Linked DNA regions of Homo sapiens: region 1 is linked to region 2. The links are chromatin loops, found by intact Hi-C in ENCODE. Cell type or tissue: mammary epithelial cell. All regions are shown on one strand.

Region 1 (8,000 bases), 360 kb after region 2:
CATTCCTCCATCACTTCAATCTCTGTCGCTGTGGTCACATTACTTTCTCCTCTTCTGTCTGTGTAAAGTTTCTCTCTGACTCACTTTTTTTTTTTTTAATGAATTGAGGTAGCCTCCATTCTACAAAATAGAATGAAAGCTTTCCTGACTCACTCTTATCGTGACACTTGTGATTGCATGTAGGGGCCTGCCCTCTTCCTCCAGGATAATCTCCCCATCTCAAGACGTTCAATTTAATCATATCTGCAAATGCCTTGTCATAGAAGGTAACATTCACAGGTTCCAGGAATCAGGATGTGGCTATCTGGTGGGAGAATGTGCTGATTTTTAGCCAACCACACTGAGTTCACTCTAAATTTTGCATCTTAGGCAAGTGCCTCACCTCATTCTTCACCACAGGCCTGGCCTTGGATCATTTGAGCCTAAGAAGTTAGGAGAGTGGTGTTTTTATTTACAGAATTGGGAAATTCAAGAGAAGGAATTGATTTGGAACAGCAAATATTGCTGAAATATTTAAAATACACCTAGACATTAAAGCATGCAACTGAAGCATAAGACCTGATTTTTATATTCTTTCAACATGGCCTCATTTTCCTGGTGCCAAATGTAAGCCCACCTTGAGAGCAGGTTGTGATGCTTTGTGTCTTTACTTAGAGTTGAGAAGATCATACTGCCCAACATTCATCCTCCCTTTATTTGGAAACAGTGCCAGAACTTGCTTTGGGGGACCATGTTTCATCATCTATCAGACTGCGTGATTAGATGGCCTCTCTTCCCAACTCCAGGATTGGAGCTTATGATCCAAGACTGGCCAGTCAATAGCACTGTTGCTCCCTGAATTATAGTTATTAACTCACAAATATGCACTTGCCTCAAATTGATCCATTAAGAATGAATTCTGGGACTTTGGTGAGAATCACCAGGAAGAAACATAGAGTTTTCCTCTCAACTTGCATCTGGGAATATGTGTCCCTGGAGTCCGAAGTTAAAAGAAGGAAAGGCAAAACTAGGCATCAAGGATCTCGATAACAACACTCAAGTCCCTAAATCAAGTCACACTTGAAGTTAGCCTACTCCTAAGCTTTTCAATTGCCTGAACAAATAAATTTCTCTTGTTGCTTAAGCAAGATTGAATTAGATTTTTTTTTCCTGTCACTTAAAGCCACTGCCAACATGGCGAAGCCCTGTCTCTACTAAAAATACAAAAATTAGCTGGGTGTGGTGGCGGGTGCCTGTAATCCCAGCTACTCAGGGAGGCTGAAGGATGAGAATTGCTTGAACGCTTGAACTCGGGAGGCAGAGGTTGCAGTGAGCCAAGATCGCGCCACTGCACTCCAGCCTGGACAACAGAGTAAGACTCCATCTCAAAAAATAAAATAAAAATAAAATAAAAAAAGAAAATTATCATTTTAATTATTTAGCTGCCTGGTGGAGATGATGTGGTGGATGGGGCAGATAAACATTCTGAGCTGAGGTTGTATGCCAGGGACATTTGGATTTTATTTCATGAAAGTGTAAATTATTTCATCCTTTGGCCAGAATGCCATCACTACCATGGAATTTGTACCATGCCACAAAGTTCCATGGAGGGTAGGAGTGGGCAGGAATCCGATGTTTTCCTTCAAGAAGATAGGGCAACCCGACCAATCTCCAGAAAATACATTGATTGTGGGGAGTGGGGGATGAAAAGAATTGGAGGAAGGAATAGGAAGGTCCCTAGGTGATGTTGGGCAAAGCTACTGGAGGCAGCTAACCTGCGTAAGTGAAAGGACAATGGGGCCATTTAGGGCGGAGACTGGGGCAAGAGAGAGCTGGTCAGGAATGCAGGGAAGTGGCAGGGGAAAGAACACTTTCCAGATTGCATTCCCTAGAGGTTCTCCTTCCTTGAGTTATCCTGGACTTTCTTCACAAAAATAGGAATTAGTATCTGGTGGAAGTGATTATATTTGCCTAAGGCTGTGCTATACTAAAATAATATAGGGTGAAGATTTCATAATATTCCCACTTCAGTCATCACCTCACAACTTTACATTTCAATGTCTGACCTTGGGACAGCCCCTTCCAGTATCACATTAAGAATATTTAAAAGAAACAGGGAAGCCCACCAGTAAGTTAGCATCTCCAAAAGAATAGTAGTTGTCAGCCCAGGAGGTTCTATATTTTCAGCGGCAATTTAACACCTTGTCTAAAATTTTCAAGCACTTGAAAAATTCTTGTTTTACTCTTTACCAAGGTTTCACTAATTCTTTCCCCTTAACAGATTAAAAAAATGGCTTATAGGTTGGAAGATTCCTTTTGCATTATGTTAATAAAATAACACTTGACATGTTTAATACTAATTATATCAATGGGTTGAAGTAATAAGTGAAATAAAACCCAGTGAAACTTGTTTTTAAAAACATAAATAAGTAAATGAAGAGCCTACAAAGATATTAATGGTTTCCTTGGTCTTAAATTTTCAAGTGTTATTCAAAGCTCTTTGGGGACTGTAACCATGGAAGCCTATAGAGTTACTGTTACTTGTATTTGGCAAGATTCTCCATGTCAATTGTACAGTAAAGGCTCAACAAGAAAGAGAAATCCAAGGGAAAAAAATTGGCAGAAACAGAAGCAAATTATCCTGGTTTCATGTACAGGCTTTATGTACATGACTCAGAGAGGTATGAGGGACAGCCATCACACTGAATAAATATAAGAGGTGAGTTTTTGGAAGAAATTCAGATTATTTTTTATTTAAGGGAGTTAACTCAATTTAGCTTGAAAGAGTATTTATGTACATTAAAAGATCAGATATATGATCATGTTTTAGGAAAAATTTAAAGATTCTAAATATGGCATTACTTATAAGTATATAGTATGTGTGTTCATACCTACAAACATATCTGAAATTCTGATGAAGAAAATGTGGTTTATACTTTTAACATCAGTTCTAAAATTCACTTAGGAAAGTTCTTAGGAACTCCTAGAGATAAAAACATTAATAAATAAAGCCTAATTTTCATGAATGCTTATACTCAAGGGCTATTCAGCCTGAATTACACAACACATTTTGAGCTTTGTAACTCTTAGAGTGCATATAATTTTTAATTGACTTTTCCTTGGCAATGTCAGTATGTTTGTATTATATTCATGGGACTCCCTCTGGTGTATAACTTAACACATGAAAATTCTTGTTTTACTCTTTACCAGGGTTTTCTTGCAGCCTGATGGATAAGGTGTCTAATTATGAAGTACTGTGGAAAGCTCTGGATCAAATCATATGTTTTTATTGAAAATGAGGTCATGTTGGGTTGTGTGATATAACTAAATAATCAGTTAACCATTTATCCAAGCCAAACACAGAGTAATTAGGTTTGGTAAGATGGCTTCCTCCTTAAGATCCATAACTCAGGCCTGGTGGTTTGGGAACAATATGGATAGAAATTGTGTATGTTTTTCTTGGACATTTCAGTGATGGTATTTTCTAACTAAACTGTTTTTTAGATAGAATTTAATTTTACATTCATTTTTACTTTATGTGGCATTTGCTAAAAGAACATTTGCTAAATAATTATCTAAAATTATGTGGTCCCAAAATTTATTACTCAAGTAATAGAAGTCACAGGTAAACAACGACTTGGGAATTTCTGGATAATAATTTAAACAGTGATACCTTTAATCATCCATTATAATATTTTTGATAGTAGATTTTTAGATAGATCATGGAAGTATACATTTCAAATATATTGTTACATTTCCCCCAAAAAACATTGAAATGCTCTAGTTTTAATACTCTGCCAGTTCCAAATGCTTGTGATTCTTGTGTACTTATGTCTAGTGCTTGCATTTTATGCTGATGGAAAATGACACAGATGCTATATTTAAGTTCATTTGTTTGAATTTTGTCAAAACAACAAACTTAGATCAGTCAAAAGCTTTACATCCAAATAATGTGTAATTTTTAACTTTTTAAGGTGGGTACTTTGGCATAAATTCTTAAAATATAAGATTATTACACTAAAGAATTAGTATTCTCTTGTTTCTCTTCTTGGGATTATAACTGTACCTTCTATGAAGATACTGAAATTTGCTGTGTATTTCATAGCAAATATGGTGGATGACCATGAAAAACTGTTTTATAATTTAGCTTAGGCCTACTAGATAGTTTTTACATTCAACATTTATGCCTCAAAGGAGTATTGTAGTGTACCATTGTAGAATTTCCATATTCATCCTAGGTTTACTACTGATATGACTTCAAAAATGTGATATTGTCAAAACTGTGCCAGCTGTGAAATTAAAATTGGGCATCCATGAACAGCTGTATTGAATAGCTTGACATCTGTGAAATCAAAAGTGTATTTCGAATTCAACTTTCAAACCACAGAATTCAAGTAAGCAAAAACTGACCATGTGTTAAAAACACTTGAAACTCTTCCTCTTGTAACTGTTTATCTACATTTTAAAAACTCTGTTTACATTGTAGTAACAGCTGTGTTTAAAAGGGACATGACAGAGCAGACTAATTTATAATGCAAAACTCTATTCTAAAAAAAAACTTCTGTTTGAAAAAACACTTCAAAAGAGGGCAAAAATGATTAAAATAGACACAACCATTTGTTTAAACTATGACTTTCTCAAGAAAAAACAGCCTAATGTAAACTGGCCTATGCATGTTCCAAGCAGCTGTTCTGTGTAATGCCTCTACAAAACCTTTTCCTTTGGGGGATGGGCAGAAAGAAAATGAGAAACTGACCATAGCAAAAGGTCATTGCCATTTGAGAAACTGCACAAATCTAAGGATGAACTATTAACTGTTTTTGAATTGTGCCAAGTTCATTAAATTAAAAACTGAGGAAGCAGAGCCAGTGACCAGTGATCTTACAATGGAAAAGTGGAAAAGTCATTCCTGACCATTCATTGGGTTTCTATAAGAAAACCACAAAACTGTTCAATAAGAAAAAATGTACAAATAAATAAGTCAGTTTGTCTATGCTGTACCATATATTAGCAGATCTTTCCTTTTACTCCTTTTTTCTAAAAAAGTTATCATTGTTTAGGCATTTGTAGACATGACACTAATGCCTCTTTTACTCCATTCCAGTCGGTTTCTGTTGGTGTTTGATGCTGTTGACATCTCTCTTTTATAAAATCCTTTCTTCCTTTGGTTCCCATGATACTATTCTGTCATCCTACCTCTGGACCACCTCTAGAGCTCTAGATACAGCACATTTTCCTGTATGTTTTCTAAATATTCCCTTAAGTCCTGTCTTTAAACTATCTTTTCTACTCAGATGCTGCAAAATGATCTCATGGGTCTCAAAGAGGCAAGAAAGCAGAGTTACTGATGTCTCAGCCTGGCCTTTGAGGCAGCCACCCATTTCTCAGATTCTCAGGAATTAGTTGAGAGAGCCACACTGAAGAAACCTGTGTGGACCAATGACCAAGGACCAGAGAGGAACTAGGATGCTACATCAGACACCAGCATGGCCTGGCAGCACCAGAACCCTTCCTTCCCACTCACATACACCAAGCTTGAAAATGTAGGCACGACCCTAAAGAGAACAGAATGGAATCCTAAACAGATTAAGATCGACTTTTCACTGCCCAACAGTATAAGGGCCGAACATAGAAATTAAACTCTGTTCAAGAAATATGACAATAGGTCCATTTCACATGTTACTGTGTGAAATAATTTTCCAGCCTTTCCTAGCACAATGCCCACAACATACTTGGACTTCAAAAAATGTGTTTTTCTTATTTCTATGGAGGGTCACAAGACTTTCATGCAGCATTATCTGATGAGTTAAATTGAATGGATTTCATTCATTCATTCATTCATTCACTTGCTCATGTAACAAAGATATTTTGAACACTTATTCTGTGCCAGGCAATATTCTAGGCACTAAAAATACCATAACAAGCAAATGAAGTTCCAGTCCTTTAGAGACAGAGACAGCTGAAAAAATAAAGAAGGAAGGAAGGAAGGAAGGAGGGAGGGAGGGAGGGAGGGAGAAATAATAGAAGGACGGGAGAGAGGGAAGAAAAAGAAAGAATGAGAAAGAGAAAGAAAGAAAAAATCAGTAATGACAAAATATAAGGAATAAAACAAAGCAGAATATTAGAAAATGATGAGGAGAAGGGCTGGGAGTGGGTCTGCTCTTTCTGACAGAGTGGTCAGGAAGCCCTCTCTGAGTAGATGAAATTAATGCAGAGCTTGGCATGATATTAGTGAACGCAACTTAGAGCTCTGTGAAAAGAACACTCCAGACTGGGGAGCCAGTAGGGCACAAACCCTTGAGAAGCCTTCCAAATCAGTATTCTCTAAATGCATAACTCAAGTTAGAGTATATGGGAAGAAGTCTGTAATCTTAATGTAAATCCTAACCATTCCTTGGGTTTCATTTATATAACAGCCAAAATATATTTTGGAAGAGGAAAATATTGGAATCATTCAAAGATGAAAGTAATGATCTCCTGTTGTTAAGTTGTCCTAAACGCATGTGTTAAAATAGAAAATAAACATCTATATAATGCTGATGTGTGTCCGTGTCTATATTTGCATCATCTATATTTACATCTGAATATGCTATATACTCTAAATATATCTGTACCTACATCCATCTGTCTTGTCTATCTGTCACTATACAGCTGGATATGCAATATAATCATTTTGCTACTAAGGCCTCAAATCTGATTAACTTATTCCTGAATGATGAGAACTGCCCTCCTGGGCAACTCCTGATAAGTAGAATAGATAACTATGTTCCTACAACATGCATATCTATATCTGTATTTCACTATGCTTAAAATTGTATTAAGTACACATGAGGCTTCAGCTTAAGCTCTTCCAGGTTATAGCTTTGGAAAACAACTGAATAAAGCATCTTCAGCAAGAAGATGATTCTACACATAAAGCACAATTGGGGGCGAACTATTTTTGTTATTATCATGTAAAGAGATATCAGAAAGAGCTCCCTTGAAAGATATACTATTAATTTAAAATAGCATACAATCTTACTTTATTATTTGGAAAAAATGTAAAAATGTTTCCACTGCTGTGCAAAGTTTTCTTAAGATATCCCCCTTGGGACATGAACAGACACTTCTCAGAAGAAGACATTCATGCAGCTAATGAACATGGAAAAAAGCACAACATCACTGATCATTAGAGAAATGCAAATCAAAACCACAACGAGATGCCATCTCACACCAGTCAGAATGGCAGTTATTAAAAAGTCAAGAAACAACAAATGCTGGAGAAGTTGTGGAGAAAAAGGAATGCTTTTACACTGTCGGTGGGAATGTAAATTAGTTCAACCATTGTGGAAGACAGTGTGGTGATTCCTCAAATACCTAGAACCAGAAATACCATTTAACCTAGCCATCCCATTACTGGGTATATACCAAAAGAAATTTAAAACATTCTATTATAAAGATACATGAACGCATATGTTCATTGCAGCACTACTCACAATAGCAAAGATATGGAATCAACCCAATGCTCATTAATGACAGACTGGATAAAGAAAATGTGGTATGTATACACTATGGAATACTATGCAGCCTTGAAAAGGAATAAGATTTGTCCTTGGCAGGAAAATAGATGGAGCTGGAAGCCGTTATCCTCAGCAAACTAACGCAGGAAGAGAAAATCAAACACCACATGTTCTCACTTATAAGTGGAAGCTGAACGATGAGAACACATGGATGCAGGGAGGGGAACAACACACACTGGGGCCTGTTGAGGCTAGAGGGAGGGAGAACATCAGGAAGAAAAGCTAATGGATGCTGGACTTAACACCTAGGTGATGGGTTGATCTGCGCAGCAAACCACCACGGCACACGTTTACCTATGTAACAAACTTCTGCATCCTGCACATGTACTCTGGAACTTAAAATAAAAGTTGACAAAAAAAAAAATTCGCGCTTGGAAAGGGCCACCCCATCCCTTAAGCAGAAATTAAAGATGGGTTACCCAGTGTCAATGTCAGGGTAGCTGACGTGTTCTGGTGGAATCA
Region 2 (8,000 bases):
TATACATAATGATGTTTTCCTCTGGAAAAAGCTCCAATGTGTAAAAGTACCCAGCATAGTTCTTGTAACATTGGTTTGCCAAATACAGGGGAGGCTAAATGTTTATAGAAACCACATTAATTAACAGTGTATTCTTCAAGATATGACAGTCATGGATTAAAGGGTTTCATAATGAGATTGTTTAACTGAAATATAAATATCTTTAAATTTTGATAAAATGATTCAAAGATAAATTCAGCAAAGCTGATAGTTTTTAAAAAATTAACCATTATGGTACAGTGCTTAAGCACACAAATTCTGTATGAGGTCAGACTGAGTTTAAAATCTGACTTTGCCACTGACTAGCTGTGTGCCTTAGCTTCCTTGTTTGTAACATGGAGATAATAATAGTACCAACCTGAAAGGGTTGCTGTGAGAATTAAATAGATTGGGATGTGAAAAGTGCTTAAACCTGTGGCTGGCATTTAGTAAACACCATATATGTCTTCACTATGTTCAATATGGAAATTCATGTATCTGTATTAATATAGATTTATGTTTTTCCAATACAACAGACTTTTCAAACTTTTAAACATGTCCTATGTTTCATTTAACTATTTTTTACTTTCATGGGACTCACAAATACACTTTATGTTTGAGGAATAACCATCTTGACCTGTTGTTCTGATCTCTTTATTTTACTTATGCACCCTGCTGAACCAGAATTCAAGTCCTATAAATATACAAGAGATTTCTTTTATTCTTACTACCCAGTACTGGTAAAAGCCCAAAGAAACTCTCATCTTTCTTATCTAGGGCTTGTAAACCCATTTTAATTTGAAAAATGAGTTGACTAGAATAGTATTCCATAATTTCTCGACCATTCAAGCACCACTAGTTTTTAAAGTGTTATGAAAGTCAGTCTTTGGGTGTCTACATATTTTATAACTTGGATTTAGCAAAATCTGTATCATCATCAATTTCTCTAACAGGATTTTGCTCTTAGATATATAGAAATGTTGAAGAAATTAACTTCAACAGTAATGAAACAGACTGCTTAAATTTTGAAAAATAAAGATGAAATTGAAATGGGAATTCTAGTCCCTATTAGTTTGTACAGGTAGGGAAGAGAAGAGGCCAAAATTGGAAATACAGGAAGTGAAGGTGAAAGTTTGAAGTCTTGCTTTAATATAATGTTGCTGGTCAAAACCCATTACAACAGAAATCTCTGTAAATCAAAAAGATGTCTGTTCCCTAACCAGTACCCTACTAATTTTGAGTATTATTCAATATGAAATAATTCCAGAACTAAAATATAATTGGAGCAAGCTCTTAAAGTTGATTATAACTGGATTGACCTGCATGAAGGCTATATCCCAGAAGAGTGATCTATTATTTTTCAGCTTTGACTTTTTTTACGTCTTATTTTTTTAATAAAGTATAATTTTAATTTGGAGCTTTTTAAGTGCATCTGAGTTATGGTTCACTCATGTTTGCAATTAAAGGTAATTTTTCTCTCGCAGAATTTCTTCTTAATTTCTTACAACAGTTTCCTTAATGTATTAAAAGAACACTGGATTAGGAGTTAGAAAACTCTAACCAAAGCTCTGTCCTTAACTTGCGTGACCTTGAACAAATCAATAAACTTCTCCTGATCACAGTCTCTTCATCTTTATGAGGAATTAAAATTAGATAGTATATTTAGTTCTTAAATTCTGTGATTTTATTAACTGTCACTTGTTTTTACTTTTGACTTTAGGTTAATCAGATCTTAAAACTCAGTACTAACTAATGCTGGGAACTTATACAGAGAAGTCTGCTGAGTTGTGGTGGGAGGACACAGTTTCCATGTTTGAACATTAGAATTCCTTGCCTCTTAATCAAGACTGAAGCATTATCTGAGGAGGAATCAGGAAGCCCAATTTTATACATAGTTTTAATGCTAGATAAAAATTAAGTGTAATTGTAGCTTAGACTAGATATCATGATAGCTTTCAGCCAAGTGAGGGTGAAATAAATAAAATTTGTCTAAATAGTACTAATTAGAGTGATAAATTATACTTTTTTTCTACCCTCATACATATAATTTGTGGTTGTGATTCTTATTTGACATTATTGGCATATTTAATAGTTTCCATGAATTGAAGAGTCACATGGCTGTAGCTTATAAATATATCATAGTTTTCTAATGTAGCAATTAGAAGTCTTAGAGATATTTTGCAAATGGTGTTAGAAAGTCATTGATTATCATCTGTATAACTAGAACTCCATGAATCAGCGGCTTATGGCTCCAGAGCTTAACACAGTGCCTGGCACTTAATAAATATATGTTAAATGAATCAGTAAACATTTGGAATGTTTATGTGTAGGTGAAGTCATAGCTGTAAGAGAGTACAAATTTATTTGAAACTCCTTTATATGGGAAGATTAAAAGTGAAGTTCATAGTTTGGTTTACTTTTGAATTTATTGTCTGACAATTTTTTCTCACTTTATTGCATTAATACAATACAGGGGATGTCATAGGTATAAATCACATTGTAGCTAAACAAAAAACAAAAGTGGCAACAGATTCAATGCATGTTATCCAGAATTGCTTTTACCTTTTCTTGCAAACAGTTTTGAGTTTTGGTAGTAAACTGTTTGAGGCGGTGAATAAGTACGTAGTATACTTAGCATAAGACTTAAGAACTCTGGCCCTTTTGATCACTTCTTTGCAGCAAATTATTGTTTGTTGTGCTTTAAAGTCTCCATTTGTAAAGAGGAAATACTACAGATACACATTAAAGCCACATCCATCAGTAACAAGTACTTATTCAATTTGAGCTGGCAATAGTTCATTAATAGAACTGATGTACTTAAAAGATAATCAGAATCGTCAGTGTGCTGTTCACTTACTGAATGCATTGACTTTCTATATTAGTTCTTCAGAATCTTTTTTGGGTCATGAAAAATATGGACAACCTACATAGTGCTTTGATAAAAGTTATGACCTTCTTTTCCAGAAAAGACATATATGCATCTACACATGTTTTCATATAATTTCAAGAAATTTTTTGTTAAGTCTTCTGAAACTCTTCAAAGGGGGTTCTTTGACCACATATTCAGGACCTCTGTTCTAAAAGATGCACATGAACCCAATCTAAAACTCGGATCAGAACACCGTGTTTCTGATTTCTGTATTGGTGTCCCTAAAGGAATTCTCTCCCTTGTGTTCAGATTAATGCCCTCAGTTCTCCAGTTTCACCATTCTTACCCAACATCTGACCTAACTTTATCTTACCTAATTTCTTTGATTATATTAAAATGCCGAGGAGAGGATTTTTTTTAAAGAAATAGAAAAAAGGACATACAAATTTCAACCCGTAATTCACAAAATAATTTGCAATTAGTTGATTAAATGGTATCCACTTTTTCCAGTAGATGGCACTAGGTTTACATTCTTTCATAGCATGAATGATTATTGATATTAGCACATAGGTGCATTGTGAAAACTTAAACAAAAGTATATAAGGAATAGCCAGTTAAGAACATATGGATTTATAATCCACAAATTTTTCTGCTTATATTATGTTCAAACAATATTTGTAGAGCACAAAACCTTTTTCCATTTTCAATAAGATTCTGACTCCCTTATGCTTGGCCATCTCATTGAAATTGTCTTTCATGTGTAGACTTTCTATAAACTGAAACAAGTTTTCATAAATTATCTTGTATCCAAATAGCTGATTTAACAGTCATTTATAGTTTTATATGCAGCTAAATTTTCTTCAGCAGACCACCCAAGAATTAAAGAAAATTTCACATTTTGTTTTGCTGTGTTTTGAATTTTTATAGAATCTTGAAAATGTTATTAGTTTAGCATGTTGACTGTTAAGCATGAATCGATTTTTGCATGAATGAAAATATTTTAGAAAACTAAGAAAAATTATATTTAAAATGTTGATTAAATGAGTACTCTGATGCAGCTATATTTTTCTAAAACAAACTGTTTTAGTAGCCCTATAATATAATAAAGTTTTAGTTAATGTTGAAAAGTTGCTGTGCAGCATCTAATTACCAGATGAACTTTTAATTATCTGTGACAATGGATATTAGTTAAGGCTAAATTGTTATACAACAATAAGACTGTATGAATAAGATGTTGGGCATATGGTTTGTTAAGTGTGGATTCTCTTGATTTTCTGGTAAATATGGAATAAATTCTTTATATACCTTAAGAATTATAAAATACATAACACCTAGTAACAAGAGAGTTTAAATAGGCATGAAAAAAACAATTAAATCTTAGTTTTGTTTGAGAAATTCATTAGTTAACAATGACTGTACAGTGTGTAAAACATAAATTCTGAAAACAAATGATAATTCTACAGGGTTAGAATATCTAGACAATATGCACTTTGGAGGAATCATATAGGCAATTAGATGCTTATTTATCTAAACATATTCACAATAATGTTATGTGACAGATTGTAGAAGGATTTATTAAAATGAGCTAACTCTTGCTCTCAACAAACACAAGTTTAATGAAGGAATGAGCCATGAATGACAGCTCACAGATTCAGTAATATTGTGGGTAGATATTTGATGAATTTTTACTATCATCCTTTCCTAGTTTACAATTTCATCCTAAACATTTTATTTAGAGATTGAATTTCTCATAACTGCTTCTGCTAGGTATACTGTAATTTAACATTCTTTAAAATAGATTGTATTAAGATGCAACGATAAATTATCTGAAATTACCTTTTGTGCCTTTGCATTTGAAATCAACGATTTACTTGAAAATTTTAAATCCTTATTTCATTTATTTCAATTTCCTATATATTTTTATTTTTTAAAACATTTAGTATATTTACGCTTGTATTAGTAATTTAAAAATGCGTGTTATAAAAAATACACCATGAGGCCTGGCGCGGTGGTCGTACCTGTAATCCAGGCACTTTGAGAGGCCGAGGTGGGCAGATCACTTGAGGCCAGGAGTTTGAGACCAGCCTGGCCAACATAGTGAAACCCTGTCTCTACTAAAAATACAATAATTAGCCGGGCCTGGTGGTGCGCCTGTAATCCCAGCTACCCAGGAGGCTGAAGCAGGAGAATCGCTTAAGCCCAGGAGGCAGAGGTTGCAGTGAGCCGGGATCGTATGATTGCACTCCAGCCTGGGCTACAGGGTGAGACTCTGTCTCCATCTCAAAAAAAAAAAAAAAAAAAACCCATGAAATGACAAAAGATATCAGTTATTTAGATGGTTAATAAGAGATATACTTTTATAGAGTTTAAATTTATGTATTAACTTTTATGATAAGCATTTCTTTCAGTACTAGATGTATTTATTATATTGAGCCACATAGTTGCAAGGAAGGAATGGAATGTTAATTTTTATCACTAGAGTATTTGAATTTGAGGCAAGCAAAGAAAATTCAGAATCCTGTAACTATAGCTTTGTAGGATTTTGTTTTGTTGCAGAAATACATGTTAGCGCAGAAAGATAAAACTGTTTATATTATATTCCACTTGATTAATGTTTTAATCTTCCTTCTGCAAATTTTAGATAATCTCACAGCAAATTTCAGAGCTTCTCATCATATTATTGGTATTGATGAAGAAAGAGATTAGACACTGATCTGTATTTACTAGTTTGTTTCTACCACCAACTTGCTTTCTGGCCCCAGGAATCTTTGTTTTGTACCTTTTATTCCTATTCTGCATCTGTAAACTGAGAATTTTGTAACATTCTTGTCAAATCTTTTATAAAAGATATGACCTTCAGGTGAGGGTTATTGTATTATATTATATTATATTACATATTAGCTGACATTTTCCAAAAGTTTGTTCTGTGCAATTTAAGTGCCTTGTTGTAAGGGAGAAGAAATTGGGGAAAAAAAGATGGGGGTGGAAGGGAGGACGCCAAAAAGTCTGGGAAATGTCATGGGTTTGATCAGGCAAAATCTGTTTCAGTTATGGAAAGTCCTTGGTTCCTGCAAAGCAAGCTCCAGAAAGGTAGAAATTTTTGTCTGTTTAGTTCACTGTTACAATTCAGCAACTACAGTTGTGTCTATCACATAATAGGTGTTCAATAAATATTTGTTGGATGAATGAATGCTTGTGAATAAGTAACATCATCTTATATATCAAAATAATGTCACATTACAAGTAATGTGATCTCTGCTCTTAAGGGATCTACATTCTGGTGAGAAAGATGGCCACCTCAGGTTCAAATTTTATTATCTATAGGATGAAAGGAGTTATATACTTGAAGGTTTGACGATTCTATATGAACACTTTCTCTTTTGTTTTACCATTGAGGCAGGGAGTAGAAGAAGTGAGAAGCATTGTGCTTCTTTCCTCCCAGAATGTCAGACTGGATTCTCGGAATAGGATTTCAAGCAATGACAGTTCTTCTGAAGGATATTGAAGGAATGTGTAGATGTAATTAGTGGGAGGTGGTAGGAGTGGAGGATGAGAAGATGGGGGTAGGGGTGGATTGTGGGCACATGGGTTAGCAATAGATAGGTATGGTAGAGTGCAACCAAGCATGGGTTCAAGAGAGAAACAGAATGGACAAATAAACTAAAGGAGGAAGGCTGCAGACAAGAGAACCTGGCTGTCATTAACCAGGTATGCAACCATGAGTAGTAACTTTTTTGGGCCCTGATTTCCTTTTGAGGGCTTTGGACTAGAAATTCATCATTTCCCAAATTATAATCTGAGGGACACTAATTCTACTAACTTTCCCTTGTAAAATGGATCTCATCATGAAATTGAGAAACCCTACATACTACCCTATTGCATAAATTCTAAGATGCACTGCTTTTACCATTTTACCATCTTGGTAATCTGGATGCAGCTTAAAAATCATTGTGACAAGAATGTATTATAGTTTGGCCACTTTCTCCCCGCCTTTTTAGTGGAGCATAAAATAATGGGGTATCAAATGACCACATATTTAATAGTGCACATCAGCATAAGAAAATCTCTGAGAAGGTCTTCAAGAAACCCATGTCACCTAGATTTGCCTAATCTGATTTGACAGTGGAACCTTTCCCTTCTCACTCTGCAAGAGGAATAACATGTTAGCATTTTTTTCAGAGCCAGTGTTTTAGAGAATGCATTTTGAGGAATGCTGGATCAGGTAATCTTATAGTCTTAAATCCAGAGAATTAATCAAATATTAGTTATAATAAAAGAGTTGAATGTGAAACCCTAGAGAGGTAACATAGGATTCAGAGTAGCAATCTGAATTACTGAATTAATGTTTTTACTCTATCATTATTTATGTTTAAAATTTCACTGATTTATTAAGCAAATGTTATTGTTGCTGTTTTTAAACTAATTTCTAAGAAACATAGCCAAGATCATTATTTAGAAAACATCTTTTAGAAAGAAGATTTAAATAGCAATAATTAAAGTGGAGAATTGAGTAAGTATTTAAATACAACATATACCCGTTTAGTCCTTCCTTTTTCTCAGCCACATTACTAGGTGCTGAGGATGCAAAGATGACTAAAATATGTGTGAGCACTGTCTCTCAAGAAGACATTGAATAATGTCTTCCCGTGTCAGGGCAAGACATGGCTTTTCTTGATAAATTTGAGTGAAAAAGTAAAGTGGATTTTTTTTTTCTCCAGAACTCCTCAGATTTTTCTGGAATATATAGATTCAGATTTAGCTGTTTGTTGAGTGGCAACTGAAGACTTGTTTTCTATGCCTTTTGCTTAATTAATTTATATTTGAAATTTGATTTGGGTGGTAATGTAATTTTGGAAATTTGCAAAGCTGAGTTTTTGACAATATATATTTTATTTTGTTTCTGGTGAAGTATACTCAATGTTACATTTAAATAAAATTTGCATGATAATCTAAGAGAGGGCTCCTTTCCTTCCTTTTTGTGGGTGGTTACCGCTCATCTCCCTAGCAGTCGGTGCTCCCAAGGGGAGAAGGAGGATGAGAGAGCGAGCTATTTTTTGCAGATCTTTTTGATTGCATGTGAAATGTAGAATGGAAATGAGCCTGTCTGTTTTTA

What was found. Hi-C counts contacts between places; a loop is a spot of excess contacts. Peaks named below come from ENCODE experiments on the same cell type or tissue, not always from the same donor. Only the 100,000 strongest peaks of a DNase experiment are listed, where the experiment ranks them.
Region 1: it touches region 2 in a loop (10-fold over the local background); 18 of 110 quality-filtered maps call a loop at or near these places.

The regions. Positions count from the first base shown.
Region 1 is chr12:65,670,834-65,678,833 of GRCh38, forward strand. No RefSeq gene overlaps it. Among named protein-coding and RNA genes, the nearest start is that of MSRB3-AS1, 32 kb to the left of the region's middle. In mammary epithelial cell, a CTCF peak has its summit at 3,139 (motif pointing left); a DNase peak (open chromatin) is centred at 208; H3K27ac peaks cover 3,461 bases.
Region 2 is chr12:65,310,505-65,318,504 of GRCh38, forward strand. All of the region lies in intron 2 of MSRB3 (methionine sulfoxide reductase B3), which reads left to right. Among named protein-coding and RNA genes, the nearest start is that of MSRB3, 36 kb to the left of the region's middle. In mammary epithelial cell, a CTCF peak has its summit at 3,410 (motif pointing right); no DNase peak of the experiment used is centred here; H3K27ac peaks cover 424 bases.